Regions from separate parts of the Mus musculus genome. Here all the other regions are linked to region 4. A link is a loop called in an ENCODE intact Hi-C map of the cell type or tissue named here. Cell type or tissue: heart. All regions are shown on one strand.

Evidence for each region. Peaks named below come from ENCODE experiments on the same cell type or tissue, not always from the same donor. Only the 100,000 strongest peaks of a DNase experiment are listed, where the experiment ranks them.
Region 1: it touches region 4 in a loop (4-fold over the local background); 35 of 42 quality-filtered maps call a loop at or near these places.
Region 2: it touches region 4 in a loop (4-fold over the local background); 8 of 42 quality-filtered maps call a loop at or near these places.
Region 3: a loop joins it to region 4, with 4 times the contacts of the local background. A loop is called at or near these places in 35 of 42 quality-filtered maps.
Region 5: it touches region 4 in a loop (2.3-fold over the local background); 10 of 42 quality-filtered maps call a loop at or near these places.
Region 6: a loop joins it to region 4, with 4 times the contacts of the local background. A loop is called at or near these places in 8 of 42 quality-filtered maps.
Region 7: a loop joins it to region 4, with 6 times the contacts of the local background. A loop is called at or near these places in 2 of 42 quality-filtered maps.

The regions. Positions count from the first base shown.
Region 1 is chrX:103,482,577-103,486,576 of GRCm38, forward strand. Xist (inactive X specific transcripts) reads right to left here and starts at 657. Exons shown (of 8, transcript NR_001570.2): 1 at 1-657. It also overlaps Tsix and the pseudogene Gm14861. In heart, a CTCF peak has its summit at 1,651 (motif pointing right); no DNase peak of the experiment used is centred here; H3K4me3 peaks cover 1,008 bases; H3K27ac peaks cover 117 bases.
Region 2 is chrX:103,843,452-103,847,451 of GRCm38, forward strand. No RefSeq gene overlaps it. Among named protein-coding and RNA genes, the nearest start is that of Slc16a2, 23 kb to the left of the region's middle. In heart, a CTCF peak has its summit at 2,001 (motif pointing left); no DNase peak of the experiment used is centred here; H3K27me3 peaks cover 1,188 bases.
Region 3 is chrX:103,491,504-103,495,503 of GRCm38, forward strand. It overlaps Jpx (Jpx transcript, Xist activator (non-protein coding)), which reads left to right and starts at 2,055. Exons shown (of 3, transcript NR_015508.3): 1 at 2,055-2,197. In heart, no CTCF peak of the experiment used is centred here; a DNase peak (open chromatin) is centred at 1,978; H3K4me3 peaks cover 2,366 bases; H3K27ac peaks cover 3,087 bases.
Region 4 is chrX:103,622,323-103,626,322 of GRCm38, forward strand. It overlaps Ftx (Ftx transcript, Xist regulator (non-protein coding)), which reads right to left and starts at 1,432. Exons shown (of 11, transcript NR_028381.1): 1 at 1,225-1,432. In heart, CTCF peaks have their summits at 313 (motif pointing left), 515 and 2,395; DNase peaks (open chromatin) are centred at 169 and 1,409; H3K4me3 peaks cover 1,549 bases; H3K27ac peaks cover 1,209 bases.
Region 5 is chrX:103,935,336-103,939,335 of GRCm38, forward strand. No RefSeq gene overlaps it. Among named protein-coding and RNA genes, the nearest start is that of Rlim, 44 kb to the right of the region's middle. In heart, a CTCF peak has its summit at 2,196 (motif pointing left); no DNase peak of the experiment used is centred here.
Region 6 is chrX:103,979,420-103,983,419 of GRCm38, forward strand. Rlim (ring finger protein, LIM domain interacting) reads right to left here and starts at 1,866. Exons shown (of 5, transcript NM_011276.4): 1 at 1,644-1,866. In heart, no CTCF peak of the experiment used is centred here; a DNase peak (open chromatin) is centred at 1,942; H3K4me3 peaks cover 2,575 bases; H3K27ac peaks cover 2,296 bases; H3K27me3 peaks cover 477 bases.
Region 7 is chrX:103,817,945-103,821,944 of GRCm38, forward strand. Slc16a2 (solute carrier family 16 (monocarboxylic acid transporters), member 2) reads right to left here. Exons shown (of 6, transcript NM_009197.2): 1 at 3,411-4,000. The coding sequence starts at 3,858. Among named protein-coding and RNA genes, the nearest start is that of Slc16a2, 2.0 kb to the right of the region's middle. In heart, a CTCF peak has its summit at 1,502; a DNase peak (open chromatin) is centred at 2,527; H3K4me3 peaks cover 2,136 bases; H3K27ac peaks cover 790 bases; H3K27me3 peaks cover 3,761 bases.

The DNA of each region.
Region 1 (4,000 bases), 140 kb before region 4:
AGAAAAAAAAATAATAACAGCAGGTATCCGAGGCCCCGTTGGGCATGGGAAAAAAAGACTAAACGCAGGTATCCGAGGTCCCGATGGACCGAGAAAGGTTTTTTTGTTTTTTTTTTTTTTTTTACAAAAAGCAGGTATCCATGGCCCCGATGGGCTAAGGAGAAGAAAAAAAGAATAAAAGCAGGTATCCACAGCCCAGATGGGCAAGTTTAGAAAAAAAAATAATAAGAAAAAAAAAGAATGAAAAGGCAGGTAAGTATCCAAAACCCCGTTGGGCATGGAATGGCGGGGAGGACACACAGGTATCCGTGGCCCCGATGGGCAAGAATATATAAACAATGAAAGAAAGGTAAGTCCACCATACACACACAAGTATCAACCAAAAGGCACAACAAAGAAATATTCCTTAAAAATGAAAAATTGACTGAAAATATTACAAATATCAAAAAGTATGGAGGACATGTCAAAAAAAAAATCTTACCAGAACATATCAAAACGTCAAAAATCTCGTGGAATTTTGATATGTTTTCTTAAATAAGCCATAAGGCTTGGTGGTAGGGGAACTAAAAATGTTCCCCCAAAGCTCCTTAGATGGAGAGAAACCACGGAAGAACCGCACATCCACGGGAAACGAGCAAACATGGCTGGAGCAAGCCGTTGCACGCCTTTAACTGATCCGCGGCGCTGAAGGCGGAGAGACCAGAAGAGGAGTGGCCACAAAGATTGCAATTCTGACATCTTATTGGACCTTTAGGTCTAACTATATTATAAAAAAATTAAAATGAATAAAGATGGAGGTACGTAAGCTCAGTGACATGACGCGTGAATTTCATTATTTTGCGCGATAATGAAGGATTATCCTATTTTACAGCTAAAAACGTTTATGTAGAACTTCCACATAAACATTAAATAATGTACATTAGGTCACACACCTGTCTATGCAAAATTTCAATATATCTTCTACTTGGACAAACCATGTATCGCTCCGCGTCTTGGACACTAGAAGTTCTTCTGCATTAGTTGGCGACCTCAGATGAGGAGAGGAAAGGGTAGAAATGCCTCACAAAATGGCTCCTTGGTTCCTAAATTATCAGAGTATTAGTTGTGACCGATTTGGTGGGCTTACGCTCATAGTTTTGGGTCATTGGCATCTTAGTCTTTCTCTGGGAACCTGGTGACTCCATACCTTGGGACAAAAACGCACTGAAGTACGTTACTCGCTAGCAGTAATGAAAAATAATTCCTAAATGCCAAAGCAAAGCCTGAGGGAATAATAGCTCATTGGTATCTTACTCGCCCCAGAGACACTGCTAACTTAAAAGAACTGTCAAATTTTGTTAACTGTCAAACTATGAATATCCACATGAAAGAGATCAGACACCCTGGGTATTAGAAAATCAAAGGATATTGTTGTCTCGTTGATTCACGCTGACAAATAATTCACAGTCTGTTCTAAGTTCCCTTTAGGCGTCCCATGAATAATAAAGGACACAAAATTGGTTTGCTTATGGACGATCAAAGTGCCAGCAATTCACTAATCTTACTATTGAGGTGGTTCAGGTAGGGATGGAAAAATATCTGCTACAAAATAAACTGTTTCAACAAAAGAAAAACAAATTAACAAGTAAATAAATGATGCACACAGACTGAATAAACCAGCAGGTGGCAGCATGAATCTTTCCAAGGCATCTGAAGCCAAACTTGGAGTGCAAAAGGATTCCTATCTGAATTGAGAAGTAAAGGTTACTTTGTCTAACTTTAGTTGACAGAGCGATCAGGATCAGAGTAACAAGCACACCAAAAGCATCACCAGTGAGAAGTCACATAGGACATATTAGGGAAAAAAGACCCAAGGAAGGGCTCTTCACAGCTAAGAGCACCTGGCTCCACGATGGATATGGCTTTGTATAAACGAGAACTTCTAAATGAGCTGTACAAAGAGAATTTAGAACTTGCGAGGTACTGGTCACAGATTATGCAAGCCAGTGTATCATTTTTGTGGGGATGCTAGAGAGAATCATCAAATTAAAGAGTTAAATTTAGTCTCTGTGTTTTACTTAGTCCCAATTCTTGCAAACCTCATCATTCTTTCTCACACCGTGTACATCAAGGTATGTCAGGTTTCGGGGACACTTTTTAGTCTTATCACAAGAAAGCATGAAGGGATATGTGCTAAAACTCAGTTCCTGGGCTGGAGAGATAGCTCAGTGGTTAGGAGTGCTGACTGCTCTTCCAGAGGGCCTGAGTTCAATTCTCAACAACTTCGTAGTGGCTCACAGTCATCTGTAGTGGGATCCGATATCTAACCTCTTCTGATGTATCTGAACAGTGACCGACAGTGTACTCACATTAAATAAATATTTTTCTAAAAAACACCTCCATTCCTGTACACTTAACTAGGTAATTTATTGCATATTCTTTGTTTGTTTGTTTGTTTTGTTTTTCAAGGCAGGTTTTCTCTGTATAGCCCCAGATGTCCTGGAACTCACTCTGTAGACCAGGCTGGCCTCGAAGTTAGAAATCCACCTGCCTCCACCTCCCAAGTGCTGGGATTAAAGGTGTGTGCCACCACTGCCTGCCTCATTGCATATTCTTAACATTAAGATTAAAAATGCACCTGGGGTAAAATAGTAATCTTGAGGAATTCTCCATGCAAATTCAAAGAGGAGAAGAAGGAAGAACAAGATGATGATGATAATGGGTCAAGAAACAAGGACCCACTACAAAGCAGCAAGAAACAGAAATGGGAGTTAAGAAATGGTCTTCCAATGTGCAGAGAGTAAGAGACTTTAGAACACTTGGTCCTAGATGAGATGTCTTCATCAAGCCCTTTCTTTCAATGCTCAGGCATCTATGAAGATAAGGAGTCAGAAAGACTGCAGTAAATGACTCCAAGAAAACACCATCCAGACAAAACAGCGCAGTTTTCGTTTTGTTTTTAAGAAAATGAATATGGATTTGGATGAGTGGGGAAGAGTTGGAGGAAGGAAAAATGATCAAAATAAATCATGAAAAATGGTTTGTTTTTTTAAAGGAAGGGATGTTCAATGACACTACTGGCTCTGTGAACAGAGAGAAAGTTGGAGCCACAACTATAGGTAGATCAGGCATCCAGTCTCTCCAGGAAATCTATATTTTTTTCAATTCTAACGTATATTGGGAGAGGGGTTGATCTGGTATAAAATGGTTGAAGAAACACTCCCAAGTTCATGAATCAACATAATATTGTCTAAGTTGCATCAAAAACCCATCTATGGATTTAGCGCTATACTCAGCAAAATTCTAATGACATTCACATAAATAGTTTTTAAAAATAGGTGACATGGTAAGTAGCTTATGCCTGTGAATCCCAGCCCTTGGGAGTTACAAGGATGATCAGAAATAGCCACATAGAGAATTGGAGACCAGATTGAGCTACATGACAAAGCTTCAAATGAATGAACAGGTTGCACCACAGCGTCAACATGCTACTGCTCATAGGTAGGCTTGTAAATTAGTGGGATAGAATAGAGGACCTGGAGACAGCCATCCACTACTCAACAAAGGTACAAACACCACATGTAAGAGACATACAGTCACTTGGCCAAGTGATCCTTAGCATAGTGGTACTATCTCACCCTATACAGAAATCAATCTACCAAAGATCATGTAAGAACAATGACTCCTACAGCCTCAGACATTTTATCACTAAGCCATCAGGAGCGGGGAGGAGGTGGCACTACTTTAGAAGAATTAGGAAGGACATAAGTCACTAGGGAGTGGGCTTTGAGGTTTCAGAAGCCCAAGCCAGGGCCGGTGGTTGGCTTTCTTCCTACTACCTGTGGAACCAGATGTCAAACTCCAGTACTATGTCTTCTTGAATGCTGACATGCTCCCTACCATGAAGACAATAGACTTTAACCCTAGAAAATATTAGAAAGCCCCTTTACAATGCTATCTCTTAAAGTGTGGTCAACCAGGTGGACGTGGTGCATGTCTTTAGTCCCCAGACCTAAGAAGT
Region 2 (4,000 bases), 220 kb after region 4:
TAACTTTTCTCATGCAGTGTTATCAACTGGGGACCAAGAATTTAAACATGTGAGCATATGAGGGTTGTACTCACTCAATCTACTACACTTAAAAAAACTCAAAGAAAAATAAACATGCAATAAAAAAAAACTCAATAACTCAGAAAATTTATGGGAAACCTAACAAGTAAAATGGATCAAGTAAAAGACAGATTATCAGGACTTGAAGATAAAGTAGAGGACTTGAATTGTTCAATCAAAGATTATGAAAAAATGTAAAACACATGAAAGAAATATGCAGGAACTTTGAGACAGTATAAAAATTCAATCCACAAATTATAGGCATAAAAGAATCACAGGTTGAAGACACAGATCAGATTTTCAGCGTGATAGTGGAAGAAAACTTCCCCAAATTAAGGACAGACATCTCTGTGCTGGGTAGTTTTATGTCAACCTCATACAAGCTAAAATCATATGAGAGGAGTTAACTTGAATTAAGGAAAACACCTACATAAGATCAGGCTGTAAGAAAGCCTGTAGAGCATTTTCTTGATGTTGGAGGGCCCAGCCCATTGAAGGTGGTGCCATCCCTGGCTGGTGGTCCTGGGTTCTATAAGAAAGCAGGCTGAGCAAGTTATGGAATGCAAACCAGTAAGCATCCTCCTCCATGGCCTCTGCATCAGCTCCTGCCTCCAGGTTCCTGCCTGTTTGGGTTCTTGTCCTGATTTTCTTTGATGTGGGAGCATAAGTTATATAAGCCCTTTCTTTTCCAAGTTGTTTTGGTCATGGTTTTTCATCACAGCAATAACAACTCAAAGATACTATTCATGATATGATACAAGACAGATACAAGAAGCACATCGGACACCAATTAGACAGGACCCAAAATGAAGCTTCCCATGGTGTACTATATTTAAAATGCTGAATATACAGAACAAGGAGAGAACATTGAAAACTGCAAAAGAAAAATTACAAGTCACACACAAAGGAAAAGCCATCAGCATAACAGCTGACTTCTCCATGGACACTTAAAGCCTGAAGGACCTGAAGCAATGTACTCCAATTTCTAAAAGACCCTAGATGCCAACCTAGACTATTGTACTCCATAAATCTACCGGCCATAGTTGAAGAAGAAAGAAAAACTTTCCATCATACAAATAGTCCTGAGAATTCATGTCCATCAAACCAGCAAGACAGAGAGTACTAGAAGTATGTTTCAGACTAAAGAGGGGAGTAATAATAGTGAAGAGGCAACAGAAAGAAAACAAACAAAACTATAATTACCAGACTATACATTGAGACTAAGTACAAAAGCAGCAAAAACAAGAGGGCAATCAACATCCTCCTTTAAAACAACAACATTAACTATTAATGTCCTTAACTTTTTAATCAAAAGACACAGGTTGGGGGCTGGAGAGATAGATAGCTCAACAGTCAAGAGCACTTATGGCTCTTAGACACAATGTGTGCTGCTTGGCATTGTGGAGATGGCTCAACTAGACAAGGTTCTGGGGAAATCACCACACTGGGCTGGTACATGATCTAAGGTTGCAGTTTTAATGTAAAGAAAACATCTACATCCTAAATACATCCTCCATATAGCATTTAAACATTCAAAAGTTTCCCCCTAGATTGTTTCCAAGGTCCCCTAGGGGCAATAGTCAAGGCTTTATATCAAAACTAGTAGATCTTGCTAGCTGTGGTTGCTATATTTATAACACTAGCACTCAGAAGACTGAGGCAAGATGGTCAGGAGCTTAAGTCTAACCTGGGCTACAAAGTGCTATAGTATGACCCTGACCCAGCTCTCCCCTAGAAAACAACCCCTGAATTTATTGAGTATTCTTTTGGCCTGAGAAGTAACTGGATGATTCTGTTTACATCAGTCAATTTGAAGATCTGCCTGTTCTTCTGTAGCCCACTCCAGGCTCCAAGATAAGGTTATAAAGAAAAATTAAGAAACTTCCACTCAAAGTCAGTCTTAAAGATGTGCTTGAGGGTAATAGTCTCCAGCATCTAGCTGCCACCTGGTGGTCATGGATATGGATAGAGTGTTCTTTTTTTCATGGCTTGCCATCCATGCAGGGCTTCCAGTTTCAAAGTAACCGTGTTTCTCACCAAGTCTAAGAGAGTGTGGATTGGTGGAAGGTTGGAGGCATAAGGGGAAAGAAGTCGATGAAGCTAATAAGTTTTTGCTGTATTTTAATTTATTTTTTATTGAAAATAGATTCTCCTCCATTATTATACATCCTAATCACAGATTCCCCTAGCTCCACTCCGCCCAGCTCCCCCAACCTCCCCTTTCTCCCAGACTCACCCCCCTCCAGTTTTCCTTCAGAAAAGAGCAGATCTCCAATAAACAAGCAATCAAGCCACCGATGTATGAGCTTAGCCGAGTATCATTAGGAATCATTTCATTGTTTTTGTTGTTGCTGCTGTTTGTTTGTTTGTTTGTTTGTTTGCCAGTCATAACTGGTTCTACCCTAGGTTTCTGGGCTATTCACTCTCCTATTCCTGGCCATCCTGGTAGAGTCTGGCATGGGCTCTTTCTTGAGGCTTTTTCATCAAGTTAAATCAGACATCAGTTGGCCACTCTCACAAGTTCTGCATCACCATTGCCCCAGCACATCTTGCAGGCAGGACAGAATTTTGTGGCTGGGTTGGTGTCCAGGTTTCTCTTTCTGTAGCCTGCAGAGTACCTGCACTTGCCAAAGAAACTAGAACATAGGGGTTGAAGGATCTGTGCAGGCAGCAGCTTGACGACTCTAAGTTCAATGAGCTGTGTGGATGTTGTCCTCAGCAATCCTGTCCCCACCCCATCCCACCCCCACCTCCATCCGCACCCCTGCTGTCAGTTTTCAGAGAGCAACTTAGTATCAGGCCAGGTTGTTTAGGTATCTCTATGGGTGCCCCCAGGCCAGTAACTAAACAAAATGCAGCCCAGTCCCGCCACTGGAAGCCATGCCTGGCTACAAAAGATGATCAGTTTAGATTCCATATTCCCCCATTACTAGAAGTTCTCACTAGGGTCATCCCTATAGGTTCCAAGAGATTTGACTGAACTAGCCTTTCCACATCAACCTCCCCCACCCAGCCAATGCTCCCAGTTCCAGCTGTCCCTCCATGAAGAAAATAAATGTTGCTTTATGATAAGTCAGTATTGTGCTGTTTTCAAACACCTGTTCACCATGTGGCGGTGCCCTAAATCATCACTGACACAAGTTGTTCTTGCCTGAGCAATTCAAACCTTACTGTCAAAAAATTACAGTATGGGCCTCAACCTGTCTGCAGGCTCCCTCAAGAACTGGCACAAAGGCTTTTCTTTGTTTTGTGTGACTCAGAATATTCACAGACCTTGAGTGTCCTTGAGGGAGAGGCTGTTCTTAACAGTAGTTAAAGACTGCTGTATCCTTGGGAATAATGATAGGACAGCAGAGAAGATTCAAAACAACAATAAAAGACAGATGTAAAATGTCCATAAAAGAAGTTGGGGCAGTAGATATGTATAGAAATGATTTTGAAAATCTCTTATGCAATCAGAGAAGCAATACAGCTACATACACGCATAGAATAGGACACATTCTTAGATGCTCTAAGAACATCCAAACTTTTCACCTTGGGTTAGCTTATAGGTTCTACATACATAGGATGTGAAAGCTAAGGCAGAGTTATAAATCAATTACAATACAAAGTTCATATGTGAAGATTAAAAAAGTGTTGTCTTCTACCTCTTAGCTTTTTTCTTGACAACAAATCTAAATCCATGTTTGAATAATACTGTACTACTTTGTGGTACGTGTTAAGTACCTCATTAAAATGATTTCTGAGTCCTTTTTCAGGATCTATTATCATTTACATTGTTTTTTAAAGATTTATTTATTATTATATCTAAGTACACTGTAGCTGTCTTCAGACACACCAGAAGAGTGTGCCAGATCTAATTATGGATGGTTATGAGCCACCATGTAGTTGCTGGGATTTGAACTCTTAACTGCTGAGCCATCTCTCCAGCTCCCTATCA
Region 3 (4,000 bases), 130 kb before region 4:
TAAGTCGAGGCCAGCCTGGAATAACGGGGGCCCTGTCTCAAAAACAGAAGAGCAACAACGATATGCATGCCTGAAAAGCCAAATCTTTAAAAATTAGCTAGAGTCACACTTTCCTAGGTACTTCTTTCAACAGTTTTGCCACAGACATTAGAATGAAGTTGGAAATGCAGACAGTTGGGCTCCCAGATACCCTGAATCAACTTTTATATTTGACTTTTGTTTTTTTTAAGTTTATAAAAACTTTTTTTTTTTTAGAATTTTTATGTGTGTGAGTGTTTTGCCTGCATATAGGTCTGTGTACCACACTCGAGCATGGTGTCAGAGGAGGTGAGAAGCCTCATGCAGCTGCTAGGCATTGAACCCCAGTCCTTTGTGAGAATATTAAGTACTCTTACACACCAAGCCAACTCTCCAGCCCTGCTTTTGGGGTGTTCAACAACAAAGATAAGTAGAAACCAAATACGCACCCAGAGAAAAATCACATATATACAAAAAGCCAGAAATTTGAGAGGCAATGTGTGTGTGTGTGTGTGTGTGTGTGTGTGTGTGTAGTGGCGAGGAATAACATAGGAGGAATTGGAGAAGGGAATGGGGGAGAATATGTAATTATATTTAGATTAATTTTATTTTTTAGTATAGAATAGAGTTTATTCAGGGCATGGGGAGGGGAGTTAAGAGGGTAGCAGAGGCAGGGAAAGGCAGAGAGAGAGAAAGAGAGAGTAGAGAACTAGAGGCTGGCCATGAGCACATGGAGAGAGGGGGAAGGGAATCTAGATTAAAAATTTAAATGGGGGGGGCAATAAAGTGGTTATAGTCACAGGAGCATATCAAATTGATTGTCTTGGCCATGGGTGTGTGTGTGTGTGTGTGTGTGTGTGTGTAATAATTTTCACAAACTTGCCATCTCAGAGAAACTCTAGGAGGAAGAAAGGATTCCAAACAGGCAAATTCTGGCTACAGCTGAGGAGAGCTCGCACAGGAAAGAACTGCCTGTAATGGAATGAAAAGAAGCCAGGGCTTTGCTGTCTTGGGAAAGAGGGAAACCAGTGTAAGGGAAAATGTGCTACCTTCTGGAGAGAGGACAGCCCTCGGCTCCATGACAGCTGTCCCAGGTTGCCTTAGCAAAGCCTTCCTCAAGCAGATATTCACTGAGGCCCCTTCGGCAACTTTCCAACATGGTTTTACTTAAATACACACACACACATGCATTTACTTCGTGTGTGTGTGTGTGTGTGTGTGTGTGTGTGTGTGTGTGTATACATGTTTGCCTGTGTAGAGAGATCTGTGTAGAGAGAAGTATGTGCCGGGGACTGAACCTGCATCCTTTGCTAGAGCATTAAGCACTGTTAACCACTGAGCACTCGCTTCTGCCCCTGTGCCTCGTGGTGCAATAGGTAAAATGAGAACTTTTTTCTTTCTTTTTTAAATGGAAGTGTAGTTCTCTGCCTTTATTGATAACCCAAGATCCTTTTCTAATTTGTGTGGTAACCAGTATTGGTGTGAACATCCAAAAGCCAAAGGAGTTATTGTCAGCTTCGGCCCTGTGAGGTGTCCAATAGGAATAGGACAAGGTATAATTCTGTCTTTATCAAAAACTAGGGGACATACCCAGGCCTGTGGTTTACTTTGCCACCTAGCCTCTGTGACATGTAGATTGCAGTTATAGCAGCTACAGCAATGCTGGCAGCTAAAAACACAGAAGGGGCTCCGAAAGAGATCTCGGGAGCAAAACACAAGCTGGTCTTCTATAGAAACAAAAAAGAAAAAGGAATTTCGGTGGGGGTAGGGGGGGGGTGGGGGGTGGGGGGTGGGGGGTGAGGGGGTGGCAAGAGAACAAATTAAAGACGGGCAAGAAACGCGGGAGCACGTGAAAGATGCTAACAGAGGCAGCCGGGAGAGGAACCGCAAGCGCTCAGTCATCTGCGGAAGCGACCGCGGACAGTCCCGGTCACGTTGCTGGAGCAGCCATTTAGGGACAGCCTGACAGCGCGGCGCCGCGCGGCACAGGGACTGTTCGGCTGTGACGCATGCTCTCCGCCCGCCCGACCCCCCCCCCCCCCCACGGCACCACCAGGCTTCTGTAACTTATAAAATGGCGGCGTCCACATGTATACGTCCTTCCCGGGATTAGCCAGGCAGCTAGAGGATGACTTAATAAGGAGAGTGGAGAAACTGGCCAATTAATGAACATGCCCTGGTGAGTGCCGGGTCTCGCGCTGTCAGAGAGATGGCCGCCGTAGCGGTCACCACGCCGACCCGCCGCAGCGGTCACCACTCCGACCGCATGGTCTGCCGAGCGGGACGAGTAGTCGGCGGCTGGCACTCCGGATTTCTCCCCTATTCCGCCCACAATAGATGAGTGATCAGTGCCCACATCACCGGACCTCCACGGATGAACCTGTCAGGCTGGGGAGGCTCATTCCTAGGAGAGATCGTGTTTTGAGGTTTCCTTTTGTTTTCCTTTGTCTAATTGGGGTTTGACGGATAGTGAGTGTCTCCAAAATGGAGTGTTTATTCTAGCTCCCCAGAGGCCTCGAAAAACGGCCTCAGTTCTTTCTCATCAACACTTAGTAGTTGATAAAACTAGCTTATTGGTAACATTAATTATGGTATAATAACGCTTTTTGCCCTATGCCCTTTTTATGTACTCCAAATGAGGACCAGAGTATGTTACTAAATTTGTGGTCTGGGAGCATCTGTTATAATAGGGCCTTATAGGGTGATCTGTGTTCTTTTGTTAGATGCTTACTTGGTCAAAAAGACATTTCAGTACCTTAGCTAGGCATTGCTGAATAAAGTATGAATTGTTGCAACCATTTGGAAGCATTGATGTAGCTATATTTAGAAAAATAAAAATATATATGGAGTACCAAGTTCCAATATCTGGAACTCAGTAGTCTGACTTTCACGGCTCAATCCTTCAGAAAGAGAAGCATCAGTATATAAATAAGGATACCTAAAAGAGGATGTCTATGCAGCTCTTTTCTTGTGGCAAGTGATAAGAAACAACCTGTGTATCCATTAATAGGAGGATGTTTTAAAAGTCTGTATATTTTGGCTCTTTGGTGTAAAAGATGATATGATAGCTTGTTACATTAAAAACAAGTTGTAGGATAATATGATCTCATTTTTTTCATATATGTATGAGGGTGACAAAGGAATGTTTGCTATTTTTAAAACATTTCGGCAGCTTTATATATTATGACCTATTTAACACAAATGCAAACACAGAGAATAAAATGAAACCCTAATATTAGAGTTGACGTTTTGCCATATTTCTCCACAGTTGCGGCTCACTCTTTTGTCATCCCGTAGATTAAGCATCATTTTTAGTTTAGTAATTGTGCTTATTTCCCCCTTTCCCCCCAGTATTGGTTGTGGAACCTAGGACACTGTGGTGCTAGACAGTCACACTACCACTGAACTATATCTAGATCTGTTCCCACTTTAAGATTTGCTTCTAATTGTGTGTGTAGGAATGTGCACATGAGTACAGTTATGGAAGCCAGAAGAAGCCATAGAATCCTGTGGAACTCGAGTTACAGGCGGTCGTAAGCCCACTTTTTGAGCCCCTTAATGAAGTCTTCTGTAGTTGAGGCTGTCCACGACCCTCACTACCCATTTCTAGCTGCCAAGCTTTGGGATTACAAGCTTGTACCACCATGCCCAGCTTGTCTCTCTTACTTTATGTGTAATAACCCAGGCTGGTCTTGATTTTTCTGCCTCTGCCTCCCAAATAGCTAGGATTATAAGCTCAGCTTCTCCACTTAATTTTTTTGTGACATGAGGATCTAACATGGCTGGTATCTTGCATGGGAGTTCTCAATATTTTGTAACTCAAGTCCCAGGTGGTCCAAATCCTCTTCTGACCTCCTTGGGTACCAGACACGTGATGCACAAACACAAAATGAAATAAATCTCATTTAAAATTTTAATAAATAAAAACAAAACTAAAAGTAATAATTTCTATTTGCATAGGATCTTACTAAGACCAGAATAG
Region 4 (4,000 bases):
ACCGAACCCCTCGCTATTTCGCAATCATAATTACCAGAACGTTCCGCGTCTCCCTCCCTCCCTCCCAGCCAAGCCACTGGCAACACGCACGCGCAGTTCTCGATACCTAGTGTTAAACGGCCAACATGCTCCCTCTTACGCATGCGCACTTTCATTCCCGCGCAGAGGCCTTCTGCTTGCAGTGAGCATGCGTGATTTCACCTTCTCTCCTCTCTGCCCCACCCTCGCCTAAGGGGCCACGATCTCCCGTGCCAGCAGAGTCCTACCCATCATGTCACGCTTTCTCAAGGGTACTTGAGCGCCACCACCTGGTGATATGGTTCCTCTTTTGGCATCCACGCAAAGCGCGCCTATCTTTACTATTCTCCCTTCTCGTGTATGATTATATATATAATATATATACGTATATGTGTATATATATATATTATATATATTATATATATAATCTCTGTGGCCACTGCGTTCTGCTACTCTGGTGAGATAACTCTGTGAAGAATATATATACATATATGCGCATATATATGTATATATATTCATGCCGGGTGCATCTGCACGTGTTTCTCGCCAAAGTTATGCCCCAGTGTCTAAACCATATCATTAACAACAATCCTTAACAGGATTAACTGTGATAAACTAAGTTACACATGGAATTAAAAAAACGTCGTAGGCGATAAAGCATATCCCAAACCCAGATGGAATCCGTCAGCAGCCTAAGGGAGAGGCTACTTGGTAGACGGATTCCTTAATACAGTTAAAAACCCTCCAACCTAAAACCACTGAATCAGAGTCCGGCGTGGTGATTTACGCCTGTAATCCCAGTTTAAGCAGGAGAACGGCCGCGAGTTCGAGGCCTGCTGCTGTCAGTCTCAAACTACATTCACTCACCCCCAAGGAAAACAAAAAGCGGATGAAGCCTAATCCTAAAGACTCATCCATTTGATTCACCCTTAACAAATGAAGAACTCGAAAGTTTTTTTTGTTTTGTTTTAAATAGATGTCAAACAAAACAGTGATGCTCAGGTGCCTTAAACCTGCTTAGAGAAGTCTAAAAATCTTTCATAATATTAAGTAATGCGCAACATCCTTTTGGAGGGCTGGGGATTCGTACTGGCCTCCAGTTCTCCCTCCCCTCAAAGGAGAAAATGCACAAATTAAGGATCTCCCTGACACAAGTTCCCTCCTCCGCCCTCCATGTTACATTTTCGTCCTTCGTCGTTCCTTTACCTCCTGCTGAAGCGAGTGTCGCAGTTAAAATTCTTACGGCAGGCAGTGCCTAGAGGGTGGAGGGAGCGGCGGCATAGAGAGCCGTGCCTGGGTGGCAGCAGCGATGACTTAACGGCGATGAACACCAGGTACGAAACCTGCTATACTTGCGGCCGCGGCGCGGATGCCACGAACCCACAGCCTCTCCAGGAGCGCTGCGCTGTGCTGCAACGCATGCGCCGCGCTCCTCCCTCTCCTCAGAGCGCCCCTCTACAACTTACAGCAGCCCACTGAGTCCAGTACTCAGGTCCCTAGCCCACACTTCTTTTCCTACCTCTGCTCATACCGGCGTCCACCACCCATCCTTTCCTCAGCCCCTTTTCTAATCAATAAGTCCCCATCCTTTTTAATTTACCATCACATCTCACTACTGTTATTATTCCCTTTCTGGCTCACCCTACAATTCTTGACCTTCTCTGCTTCTCTGGAGCTCTGCTAGGCCCCCTCATATTTCCTGATGTACCCAATATTCCAAGTGTTTCGAAAACAAACAAACTAACAAACCAACCAACCAACCACTGGCATGGTGATAAGTGCCTGTAATTCCAGCGATTTATAGACAACCTCACCTCCATGACAAATTCTAGGTCAGCTTGGACCACAAAAGATCCTGAAGGAAAAAAAAATAGCCTCCACCGATCCGGGGGGTTGGGGGAATGGAAATATACGTATGTAGATTTAATTGTGGGCCCAAGTTACAAAGCCTGAAGAAAAAGTCTTTTTCTAATACCTGGAACCAGAACTCTTGGGGCAGGCTATTTTCACTCTCAGCATGTTGTTTCCTGTGGAGAATCTTGAGTTTTAAGGGTCTCCTTAAGATCCACTCCCCCTTCTTATTCAGCCCTGGATCTTGAGAGATCATCCGACTGGCTCCTGCCTGTCTATCTATCATTGCATTGAATTGTGAATTTTCATGTAGAGCATCAAAGCACCAGAACCATACAAGTAAAAAAGAGTGGGGGAGGGGAGGAGGAAGACAAAGAAGAAAAAAGGAGGAGGAAGAAGGGAAGGAGGTCGAGGAGGAGGAGGAGGAGGAGAAAAGGAAAAGCAGTCCCATGCCTGCATCTGAAACAATATCATGAGCAGAATAGAAGTAGAAGGCAGGGCCATTGGATATATTGCGACACCTAATGGACATATAGGTAACATGCATAAAAAACCCCTCTGATGTTTCAGCTTTAGTAAGACATCCCCACTTTGACAATTCCCTCCCTGGTTTCTGAAAGAGCTTTTTCTTTGAGGGGGAAGGGAGTGTGATGGAAAAGCTCTTTTCAGCCCAATTTGAGCAATGAAAGAAGCCTTTAAGCTAAGTTTACCTGGAGTTCACTACAAAAGTGTTAGCTCACATCTCGAACAAAGTTGTACTCATGCAGAATTAACAGGCTGTACTTACAAGCTCCAAACTAGGTCTGGAGAGATGGCTCAGACGTCAAAAGCACTGACTGCTCTTCCAGAGGTCCTGAGTTCAATTCCCAGCAACCACTTGGTGACTCACAACCATCTGTAAAGGACTCTGATGCATTCTTCTGGTGTGTGTCTGAAGACAGTTCAGTGTACTTATATAAGTAAAAGTAAATAGATCTTTAAAAACAAAAAACAAAATAAAGTTCAAACAATTTTTCTTGTAAAACAAGCTTAGTTCCATCTGAAGATTCCATGTAAGAGAGTTTTTCTTGATTGCCACCAGGGGAAACAACATATTTGTTCATCTGACAAACTGTAAACATAAATAGAAATGTTAGAAATCATCTCTAAATTTCCAAGATATCTCTTTCCTAGAATTTAATTTCTCTGATATTTTTAATTATAAGAGATAGGAACAATTGTAGTTTAGGGTTTGAGGATGTGGCTCAGTTGGGAGAGTATTTTCCTGGACATAGCTCTGGCTTCAGATGCCCAGTACTACTTAAACACACCTGTAATGTCAGCATTCAAGAAATAGAGAGAATGATCAAATACAAGGTCATCTTCAGCTACATAGAAAGTTCAAGGCAAACCTGGGATATATAACACCCTGACCATAGAAAGACAGAGAAACAGAGACAGAGAGAGACAGAGAGAGAGAGAGAGACTGGAGAGATGGCTCAGCACTTAAGAGTACTGATTGCTCTTCCAGAGGTCCTGAGTTCAATTTCCAGCAACCACATGGTGGCTCACAACCCCATCTGTAATGAGATCTGACACCCTCTACTAGTGTGTCTGAAGACAGTTACAGTGTACTTATATATAATAGATAAATAAATCTAAGAAAGAAAGAAAAAGACAGACATAGACAGGAAGAAAGAAAGAAAGAAAGAAAGAAAGAAAGAAAGAAAGAAAGAAAGAAAGAAAGAAAGAAAGAAAGAAAGAAAGGAAGAAAGGAAGGAAGGAAGGAAGGAAGGAAGGAAGGAAGGAAGAAAGAAAGAAAGAAAGAAAGAAAGAAAGAAAGAAAGAAAGAAAGAAAGAAAGAAAGAAAGACAGACAGACACAAAAAACAGCTTTGGGGCAGGGGATATAGCACCTAAGTTCAGTGGTTTTGTGTTTGTGATCCTGTAATCCCAGCACTTGGGAAATGAGGCCGAAGGATCAATGATATTTTTTTTCTGAGACAGGGTTTCACTGTATAGCCCTGGCTGTCCTGGGACTCAGACTCACTCAGTAGACCAGGCTGGCCTCGAACTCAGAAATCTGCCTGCCTCTACCTACCAAGTGCTGGGATTAAAGGCATGCGCCATCACTGCCTGGCAGGATCAATGAT
Region 5 (4,000 bases), 310 kb after region 4:
AATGGAGTGCCAAATGAAAACATCTGCAACACAACTCCTGAAACTAAGTGGTAGGTCCAAAGGAAACTCCATTTCCCCAAACTCCAAACCACAGCCCAAATACCCAGAAATGGGTTCAATCTAGACTATAGGAGGATTTCTGGTGGTTATATAGAAGCCAACATTCCTCACAACTCATGAAACTGATTCTTATTTGCTAAAAGGAGTAATTTCCCTTACCTTTGGCAGAAGGGACAAATGGTACCTATCACCATATCAAGGCTCATGCTGGCCTCCAGGCTCCTGCAGCATCACAAGTACCTGCTACATATTTCAGAGTCTAGCCCTTCTCATCTCCTGCATACCCTAAACTCCTTCCAGCTCATAGGCTTCTCTCCTGCCAGATACTCATTCTCCTTATATCCCAGCTATTCTTGCTATTTTTATCTTTCTTCTCTGCTCCTGCTTTTCTCACTATGTTGTCTCCATTATCCACCCCCTGCTATTCTCCCCTCTCTCGTGGATAACCATGTCCATGTCCAGTTTGCTGGCCCTGTTCAGTCTACTTTATCTCTCTGCTCTAGACTCCTCCAGATGTCCCCTGGCTGTACTCTTCCTCATATCTACAATAAAAACATTCCCTCAACCATACCTTGGAGTGGCCATCTCCTCAACTTATACATCTGAGAGCTACAATAATAACCTTTTTGGCAAGCTATGCCCACTGAAGAAATACTAACAAGAATGCTATAGAGGTATCCAACTACTTTCTGAGTAAATTTAATACCTGCTACATGAGAGAGATCCCATACCTAACTGTTGATGAGGCTAAGAACATGTATTTATATAGGTCAAGAGTCCTAAGGGGAGCTGGAGAGATGGCTCAGTGGTTAAGAGCACTGACTCTTCTTCCTGAGTTCCTGAGTTCAATTTCCAGCAACCACATGGTAGTTCACAACCATCTGCAATGAGATCTGTGCCCTCTTCCGGTGTGTCTGAAGACAGCTACAGTCTACTCATATACATAAAATAAATAAAATGTTTAAAATGTTTTTAAAAGTTTTAAAAATTAAAAAATGAGTCCTAAGGGGAAACTTACTAGTATTATTCTGGTAAGTGAGCATAGCATGAAAATGGCTTCTAATGGATCAGAGGATCTCTCATCTCCCATCAATAAGCCTCTTCTTGTAGCAGATAGCAATAAACACAGAAACCCACAACCGGTCGACATGCAGAGAATAAAAGACTTACAAGTGCTCATTAAATAGGATTTCTACATTACACCTATCCCCTTGAGGCTCAGGGATCATTGAAGAGGAAGGATGCAAAGATGGTAAGAACCAAATGTGGTAGATGACTTTGGGGGGGGGCTGGACAGAACAAAGCAGATATATGTATTAACCCACAGAGATTGTGATAGTATACAGAAGTTCAAGCCAGAAAAATATCCTAGCTTAGAGATGGAGGGGGGAGTTGGCCTGAAGTCTTACTCGTAGATGAAAAACTATTGGTATTTGATAACTGCTGGGGAGAGAATCTGCTTTATTTAATGCTGGGACTTCCAGTAGTTCAACTATACTTCATGGCAGCCTCTACACCCAACAGTAGTTGGCCAAAATGAACATGACTCCAGGGTTTTTAGGAGAGAGAACATGAAGGTGAATAGGTAGGGAACATAAAGGGAGGTAGGGGTGGATCTAGGAGGAGTCTGTCTTAGGAGTATATTACCTACTTCTTTAAATTGTACTTCATGCCAGGAAAAATGATGTACGTCTTTAATCCCAGCACTCTCTGGATATATAGGCAAGGATCTCTGAGTTTGAGGCTAGCTTGGTCTACAGAATGAGTTCCAGGACAGGAAGAGCTACACAGAGGAACTCTGTTTTGAAAATATAAGGAATTTAAATTAAATGTTGAATCCTAAAATGAATCCCTCTTAAAGGTTTTATACAACTAGTGACACTGTCTGAAATGTACTTGTTAATATTAAATGCAATACTGTATAGTTTCTATTCTATAGTATAGAAAATCTAAATTATCTGAAAATCATTTCAAAAACTGCAGTTATAAATTTAAGAAGACACTGATTCTATAAAAGATATATATATAATTGCACAAAAAATTCTTTTGCTCTAGTTATTCTCAATAAATAATAGAGGAATAGGCAAAAAGAGACTACCCAGCTCTTTTGGTTTCTTAGCTAGGCAAGCCTGCCCCCTAGAGGTACAGTAAATAAAAGCCAGAGTAAGAATTTCCTGCTAGTGAGAAGCTTGTTTAATTTTTTATTGTGATAATAGATTCCTTGATCTGAGAATGTCCTCAGTGCTGACAGGAAAAGATCACCCGAATCATATTACACTAAAAGAACAAATAACCGTGCTGTTGTGCACACGAATCACATGAACCAACTTCCTTAGGAAAGCAAAGAACCCTGGGAAGAGAAATCAAAAGCCTAGGGCACTAGGTCTTAATCCAGCAGCCCTGCAGCCATCCTCTGGACGCTTCCACCTGGACATAGAAAAGGATAGCTAAGGGAGGGGCAGTGCTTTTTCCATAGTGTCATTCGGCGGCGTTTGTGTCAGATATGTCTTCTAACCCCAATTTGCTATTCAGCAGTTCCTGAAGTTGGAGCACTCTAGTCCCATTCATGTTTAAGGCACTCCAAACACCTCGTTTCAGAATAAACTCTGTTTTTAAACTTTTTTAAAAGAGTTATTTATTTATTTTATGTATATGAGTACACTGTAGCTGTACAGGTGGTTGTGAACCTTCATGTGGTTGTTAGCAATTGAATTTTAGGACCTCCGCTCACTCAGTTCCTGCTCCCTCCGGCCCAAAGATTATTTATTATTATACATAAGTACACTGTAGCTGTCTTCAGACACACCAGAAGAGGGCGTCAGATCTCATTACAGATGGTTGTGAGCCACCATGTGGTTGCTGGGATTTGACCCCAGGACCTTTGGAAGAGCAGTCAGTGCTCTTACCTACTGAGCCATCTCACCAGCCCCAGAATAAACTCTTACCTCTTCTCCCTGACCTGTGAAACCTCACAAACTGCCACCCCCCCTTTAGATTTTATTGATTTTCCTCTTCAGTCCACTCCCCTTTCTTCCTTCCAATTAGAGAGTCAAGCTCATTCCCAGAGGCATAGATGTCTTGTCTCCTTGGATTCGGTTAGATATCAACTTATGTCAGTTCAAAAAAGGACCCATTTCAGTCACAATAATATCACATTTTATTTTCCTTACCTCACTGTCTGAGTTTGTACTTACAATTGTATTATCTCACTTGCTGCAGTAGAAATGCCTTATATTGAAGGCAAAGGCCTCTGTTTGGTTGTTTTGTTTGTTTTGTTTTTCACCATATTACTCTCTGCACCAGTGACAGTTCTGGGAACTTACATTCCAAATATTTGTTTGTTTTTGAGACAAAGTCTCATGAAGTTGATTATATAACCAAAGATGACCTTGAACCCTTCTTGATCCTCTTGACTCCAGTGTTTCAAATGCCGAGATTATAGGTGCATACCACCATGCTTAGATCTCAAATGTTTTTTTCAAGATCAATAATTTCAGGGAGACATGTTGCTTAACCTTTAATTTTATTTTACTGATAGAGTACAAATATTCAATTGCCTCCATATTATTATGAGTGTTTTTTAAATGGCTGCGAAAAGACCCAATAGCTAACACACAAGTATGTGATACATTTCAGGACATGGCTCATTTACCAACCAAGCCCCATCTCTCTGGCTCCCTTTCTCAATCAAGGCCACTCAGGAAGTTCTCCTTCAATAGTAGTAAGATGACTCTGTCTTGAGGTGGTGAATGGAAAGAGTATCTGCTTTACATCATAGAATGTTCTCTATAGAACTCTTGTGGGTAGATATTCAAGTCATCTCCAAAGGCGTCAGCTGGGAATCCCATCACTCAGGTTTCCAGGATCAAAACTTACATGTTTCTGTTGATTTATTAAGAGGGAGTCTTTACTATGTAGCCTTAGACTGCCCTAAATTTGC
Region 6 (4,000 bases), 360 kb after region 4:
TGGTTATATATATCATAACCCAACCTAACTTAATGTTAGTATTAGTATATTTGGACAACCAAGGTCAGAAGGAACCAGGAGTTAGATAAAAGATTTCCTTTAAAGGCCAAGAGGCAATCTACCTTTTAATATTAGCTTGTTTAAAATAGGCTTTTCCTTATCAGACTAATAATTATTTTCAAGTTCTACGAGCCACTTTCAAGAACTTATTTGGCATACCACAGTAGCCTAAGGCAGAAATTAAAATAATAAAAATCATCAGGACATTTTAAGCTAAGAGATATTTGTGACCTTTTCAGCATGATTGTTTGCCCTTAAATAGTTATCTTAAAGGGTGCTTGGGTTGGTCCTTTTAGATCCTTAACCTGTATTTCAGAAACTGATTTGAGGAAAAGGTGGACCTGTAATTGTGCCTGCCTCCTAATTATAAAGAATCAAAGAAATGATTAGGACTACACTTCCTATTCTTTCTGTCTTCAATCATTCAAACGCACGGTGGCTAATTACAAGTCAAGAAATGTAAGCAACTTATTTCTAGGAAAAAAAAACATATATACAGTGGGGCCTGCCAGGAGCCCATGAGAATCTGATATAAAATCCCTTTCCCCTCCAAAAGAGGAAAAAAATGACCTAAATAACTAGTCTCCTAGGCCTCAGATGCCAAACGAACCTGTGGAATAAGTATGGTGAAACTGTCCAGGAAAAGAACGTGGCTGTCTCCTCCATCTTGAAATTAATCAGCAGAAGGGGGAAAGGGACTGAGTATTCAGGAAGCAGAAGCCCAACCGGTTAATACTAGTTACTAAGCTATGGCGTACGTGGCAGGTACCGCCCGCCCGCAGAAGCAGAGACCCTTAGGGGTTTTTTTCTGAGTGGGGGAGGGGTAGGGCTGCTGGCAGATCACACGGAAATTAACTTGAAAATAGTCTGGCTCAATTCCCACACTTACCAGGGAAAACAACCCGCAACGTCTTTTCCCTCCGTTTTTTTAATTTTTTTTTTCTTGTGAGGAGGAAAACCCTTCTAGTAAAATCTGGCCAAGGATACACTTAGGGCTAAAGGTGCAGGGAAGCAAACCACGTTTGTCTCCGATCCTCCCGGAAGACTGTCACCGTAGCCCCAGAGGTTAACAAACTGGTCATGCCCTACAGAAGCGTTCAAAATGAGGCTCTGCGAATCCTGTGAAAATCTGAAGGTTCAAGAGTTCCCAACATCCGAATTAAGAGCACCTCCACCCCACTTCCCCAAACCCTAGCCCGATACGCAACGCGGGGCGACGACGATGGGGGGTGGGGGGAACCTCTTAGTAAGAAGCACTGGAGCCATCCTCACGCCTGAGGCCCGGAGTCCAGGATCGCCTCCCCGGCGTTCGTTCTTAGCTCGGGAGGGCCGGGCCCCGACTCCACGGCCTGGGAGAGGAAGTCCTGCCCGACTCCTTCCCCTTCTTCCACGAGCGGGGCCGACACACGCCACCCAACTAAAATGGCAGCGGCGACTACGCCACGGAGCCCCCCACAGCCGGGAGCCCAGGTCCGGAGGCCGTAGTGGGTGTCTCGGCCGCGGCTGGCCAACTCGGGCCATTTTGAGGGCCGCGGCCCCTGCCTGCCTCCAGTCCGACATCCCATTTCTCGGGGTGCCCGTACCTTCACTTACACGGTGTTTCGGCCAGGAGGGAACTCAACTGGGCTCCGCCGCCGCCACTGGGACCTCCGCTGCGCTACTGTGCTGCCGCTGCCGCCGCGTTCTAACCCGCCTCTAAACCCGGGCAAGAGACCCGCCTCTAGAACAGCGCCAGCTCGGAGACGTAGCTCAATCAGCCATTATCTTCCCCATTGTTACCTAGCACTGACAGGAAATGACTGCCCACAACAGGAAGTGATGCTGCGCTCCCAGCTTCACAGGCCCCCGCCCAGACTGCTGGCCAGCCAATCCCAGTTGAGCCCTCGAAAAGGCCTGGTGGGCAGAGGAGGGGCCGGACAGACTACCCGCCCAGACGGGCGGCGGGTCGGGAAAAAAATGCTACTGGGACGCCCACCATGTGACAGGCCCCACCCTCCTTCGCCATTTTGAGTTGTAGCGAGAAATTCGCGTTCTGAGAATTGTGGGAACCTTCGCTTTCCCATTTTGAAAGCTGAAGGACGTCACAGTCGGGCCGCTTGAAGCCCTTCACAGAGAACAAGAATGTAGTATCGGTGTAACTGGCATTGATCCATACAGTCCAGACTAGTGTAGACGGCAGCCAACCTTTTATTCAACATGTATTTATCGAATGCCAACTGTAGCTCAAGCACAGCTGTAGATGTTGAGGAAGTTGAACCATAAATTAAGTTGAAATAGTCCAAGAATTCTCAGTCCTTAAGGGATTTGGTAATCTAGGGTGAACACACTTATAAAACAATTTGTTGCTAAATACTAGAGATTAAAAGTGAGGAAGTGGGTGGAGGCATAAAACGTGGGGACAAAAGTGAATTTGCAATGTTAAAAAGTGGTGGGGAAGGCCTCCTCGAGGCTCTAACTAGAGTACTTTAAAAGGGTGTGGCGATTTGTAAATGGATGGGAAAAAGTGATAGTGGGGGAATTCGAAAAGGGCGGTTAAGGAAGCGTCTATTGGATGCTAAAGCCTAAAGAAAGGACCAGAGGGAATGCGCCATACACCTTTCAGTTCCCATTGTTCAGTTAAAGGGAATAAGAACCCAACCGCCCCCACCCCGTTTTAAAGTACGTCTCTGTGTTCCCACCCTATTTTTCTGTTTTCTGATAAAAGAACAGGTAGACTAACTTTTTTACTGTTGTTCCAACGAACCTAACTTATTGCTACATCAGTTGCTTAAACTGGGCTGGAAGCTGGAAGCTGGTCGACGGTGGCTCGCCTTTAACGCCAGTACTCAGGAGGCAGAGGCAGGCAGATCTCTGTGTAAGTTTAAGGCCAGCCTGGTATACTGAGTGAGTTCTACGACAGCCAGGGCTACACAGAGAAACCCTGTCTCGAAAAACAAAAACAAAAAACAAAAAAAAGGCACACACATAAACTACACTATAATATTTTTCTTTTCATATTTTTTACATGGATCGTCTAGGCCTCACCTCACCTCCTAGAGAAACCCGTGACCACTCTATTTAACCTTCTCCATTACCTACGTAATTTTCTGTAAAGCACTTAGTTTATCTCACCGGTTAAGAACGCGGTAAAGAGCTGGAGAGATGAGTCAGCGGTTAAGCACACAGACTGTTTTTCCAGAGGCGCTGAGTTCAATTCTCAGCAACCACGTGGTGGCTCCCAACCGTCTGCCATGTGATCCGATGCTCTCATCTGCTGTGTCTGTAGACCGCGACAGTGTAATCACATACATAAAATAAATAAATCTTTAAAAAAAAAAAAAAAGAACACGCCGGGCAGTGGTGGCGCACGTCTTTAATCCCAGCACTTGGGAGGCAGAGGCAGGTGGATTTCTGAGTTCGAGCCTGGTCTACAGAGTGAGTTCCAGGACATCCAGGGCTACACAGAGAAACCCTGTCTCCAAAAACCAAAAACACACACACACACTAAAAACCCAAGAACTGGGGAAGCTGAGACAGGAGGGTTGCTGAGAGTTGGAGGCCAACTTGGGCTACATAATAAATTCCAGACCAGCCTGAGATTAAAGTGTGAGACTAAATTTTAAAATGGAGAGTCTGTCTATGAGACCCAGGCTGGCCTTGAATCTACAGTCAAGCTTCTACTTCCCAAGTATTCGTACTGGTATTTCAAACCTTCTTCACTCTTCCCTGCTCAAAGGTCATGTAACTTTTAAAAGACAATCTGGTAATGTGTGTCAAAAGCCCCAGTGTAGCTGGGCACCACAGTGTTTGCCTGTTATCAAAGTACCTAAGAGGATCAAGCAGGATTGTAACTCATTCAAGGCCAGTCTGGGCTACCTAGTGTGTTCCAGGCCAGCCTGGGCTAGAGTGAGACTCTGTCTTTAAAAAAAATACTAGACATTATATAGAATGTTTTAATTTA
Region 7 (4,000 bases), 200 kb after region 4:
ATCCAGTGTTAACAACTCTGGCTAAATCTGCCTCATCTGCTCAACTTAAACCTCAACCTTACCTCTACTTAGGGTTTGAAGAGTGAGCTAGGGCTAGCAACCTATCCAGTCTTGCTCCTATTTCCCATTGTAAGGGTCATCTGTTGTCCCAAGAAACCATACTTGGTATTTATATCCCACAAAATGGTCTGGCTGCCTCCTGTCCTATCTGATGCCTTTTCTGGGCTGGAGAGATGCTTAATTTCCTGTGACTTCTACAAAAGTCTAAGCTTTCTTCTTTCCTGTTCTCCCCACCCCGCCCCTGCCTACCCCCAGCCTAGACCTCAGTTATTTGTTTCACTCTCAAAAACCCTTTGCCATCAGTCCTCCCAGACCTAGCTCCTAGGGAGACTTGGCTTCCCTTAAATGGGCTGAAGAAATGACACAAACTATATACCTGGAAACGTACCAGAACCTCAAAGCCACAGGATTCACAAAGATTGTATATTACCTGTTCTAGGACAGCCCAAACTCTACTTTCTCCCTATCTGTTCCTTGACCTGTGCCAGAGAGCCCTGTTTGGAATTGTCTTGTAGACATCGAAATTACCTTTCTCTGGGACTTTCACTACTTCAGAACCTTAGACCAAATAAGCTATTACATATACCTTCATGGCTAGACAGTGTTAGGTCTAACAACAACAATAACAACAACAACAACAACAACAACAACAACACTTGGGTTTCAGAGTTCCTCCAAATACAAATTAATAAATTGTCAGGAATGAATGCCATGTAAGACATCATATTAATAGAAATAAACAATGTACCAACTTCCTTAAGTGTCCTCCCAGACTCGTTATTGGGCAAATGCTGGCTCATAAAGACAGTAGCAAAATACTAAGTTTTTCCCTGTTTCATATTCCAGGGCTGTGACATAGGTGGCCACAAAACTCTGAATAGACTGAAGAAATTGAATGCAGGCAAAGATGTTTGGAAATATCAAGATCTAAATTGTGACTTGGGCAAAGCATGGTGGCACAAATGCTTATAATCCTAGCACTGGAGAATTTGAAGCAGGAGGACAATCACAAGCAGAAAGCTATTGTGGGCTACTCAGCAAGTTCTAGGTCACCCAAGGCTACATGGCAAGAGCCTGCCCGATAGTCAATAAACAGTACCTTCAGAAATCCGAGGGTCTCAAGAAAGGTAATTCTGAGGATGAAATGTTTCTGTAAAATATTTGCAAGAATGTAGTAGGGTGTTACTGGCTTCCAAAATAAAAACAGAGGCATTCTGCAAAGGCTCACTATCAAAAACAACGTCAGTGAAACCATGATATACCACAACAAGGACCCACGCCAAAGTATTCTCAGACCCTTGGGACATACCAAATTCCTTTCTGTCTCTTCCTGACCAATACTCTCCAGAGTTTAAGCCGGTAACTCCAGCCCCTCAGTGGACCTAGTCTGTGTTGGCATACACACTAGCTAGCCACACCTCTGCAAAGACCACAGCACTACCGCCCCCTCCAGCTGCACTGTGAGGTACTGACCGGAAAGTCCCTGCCAGCCCTCCCCCTGAGTCTCCTATGATCACCTACTTTGAAGTCTGCTCCCCAGCAGTGAACCTCTTCCTGGTAAAATAGTGGTTTTTCCAAGTTTTATTGCACGCTCCTAAGGCCCCAGCGCTAGGCCTGATCACATCACATAAATACAGGGGCCTAAATTCAGCTCAGCCTCGACTACTTCCCTTTAAATTTTCGCCTAAACTTTGCCACTGACCCTGAAGGCCACTGGCCTGCCTTAAACCACAAGGCAACTCTCAGCAGGTGCTCCCCCAACCCCCAAGTAACCAAGGCAACATCCTGAGGGCCTAGCCTGGCTGCTTTCCCAAGAGCCCCTAATCTGCATCAAAGCAGGAAAAAGGTGGTCCCAAGGAGTATAGAAGCAGCCTTCCACCCAGAAGTTGTCCCATGGGGTCCAGGGACCCCTCCACTACAGGACCGTGTAGTCTAGGTTGTTATGAAGTGCCATTTACAGCCGCTGAGTACACTCGAGATTTTCTCAAGTGGGCCCTGTATACTGCAGTGGTGCCAATGGGTCACAAGGACTGAGGCACAAGAGTCCCAAAGCCCCTTCTGCCAGACAGCCCAGCAAAGCTGCAAACAACACACCTCCTTGATTGAGGGAGGGCATGTCTAAAAGTAATCCACAGTGGGCATCCCAGAATTCAAGGTTTCGATTTCATTTGATCGTCCAAAAGGACCCTCTTTTGGTGGTTAGCAAGAGAGGACCCCCAGAACTCCAAGGGAACACTATGTTTTACACTTTTTTCCCAAGTAGGGAACTTGAGTAGATGGTGTGCACACTTCCAGCTATCCTAACAGCTCAGGGAGGGAGCCAGATTTTCATGAAAGGATATCTCAAGCTCCCGGCTAAGTCCAGAAACCTCTCAACAGAACAGCTGAGGGATTTCTGCAGAGCGAACAGCCTGAGTTTCCGGAGGTCACTGGAGGGTCTCCGTGCTAGGGAGTCTGCACACAACCACGTGCCTGTAAGGTGAGGGCTATGTCTCCAACCCTGCCAAGTCTTAGGGATGCCCGAGTCAGTCCCAAGCCAAAGCTGGAATGATGGGTCAACATTTTAACTTCAGGGAGAAAGAAGCCCCCATCCGATAACAGAGGTGTGGGGCCCTAGAAACCGCGCAGCTGAGGTGCGGACTGAGGTGCGGACTGAGTTGCAGGACCCATTCTGTATCCAGTCTTCCTGCCTCCTTTGAGGCTGGCTTCCAGTGCACATTGAGCCGCTTGCTCCCCGGGAACGGCAGGCGATCGAACGGCCTGACTGGGCCGTACCCACAGCAGGCAGAGACGCGCGCACCCCCCCTCCCCACTACACTCCTCCCTTTCTCTCCGGCGACACACACGCCTGCCATGTGTTGACTCTGAGCGAAGAGTCATCAGGATTCCTGAAAGTGGGTTTTGACAGAAAACCGCTCTGATCCCCAAAAGGAGCAGGGGCTGCTGCGGGGACCCGTTGTTCGGTGTTTATCTCTGAGCCCTTTCAACCTTCCTACTGTCCTGTCTACATGACTTCGCTTCCCGCTCCCGCCCCCAAATCCTCCAAATATTTTCCCCAGCACACACGGGCAAAGTACTTTAAACAATCTAAAAGGTGAGTCTGGATTTGTCCCAGGGCAAAAAGTTCATTGCTCGCCTGTAAGCAATGAATGCTCCAGTTTTCACCTCCCGGGACCACTTCAGCCTAGGTCTCCATTGCTCAGGCTGCCTATAGCCCTGCAACCCATGCCCTAGCAAGAAGGAGTGAGAAAGGCGATTCGAAAGGGCGCTTTAGACCAACAGGTATGGGGATGACGGTGGGGGCGGACGCCCTTGTCCACAATGCCAGGTGGGGCACGTGGGCCACTCACCTGCTTGGAACTCCACTTGGCGATTTTTCTCTTTTTCCTCCTCTAGTAGCATGGAGTAGAGGATACCAACAGAGTTATGGATGCCGAAGATGGAGCCGTTGCACCAGGTGGCTGCAAACACCACTATCCAGCCGAAGCCACCTTCGGGAGGCTGAAAGCCACGCGCGGTGCCTCGGGTTTCCACAGTGGGCGTGGGCTCGGGTTCTTGCACTGGCTCAGCCTCAAAGCCCAGCTCCGGCAGGGGTGCAGGATCGGGTAGGGGCTGGGGCTCGGGCTCAGGCTGAGGCTCGGGCGGGGGCACTGGCACCGGCTCGGGGTCAGGCTCCGGTTCGGGCTCCGGCTCTGGCTCCGGCTCGGGCACAGGACTACACACCGGCTCCTGATATTCCTGGTTTGCCTCCTGACAGGGCCCCTCAGCTTCCTCGCTCGCCGGGCTTGGCAGCGCCATCGCGGCTAGGGGACTGACTGTGGCTTGCCGGAGGAGCTGTTGTCTGGCTGGTACTTGTTTCTGCTGCTACTGCTCCTGCCGCTCCGAGCACTGCCGCCGCGGCTGCCTGAGACCCTGCCTCCTCCTCCTCCCAGCGCCCGAG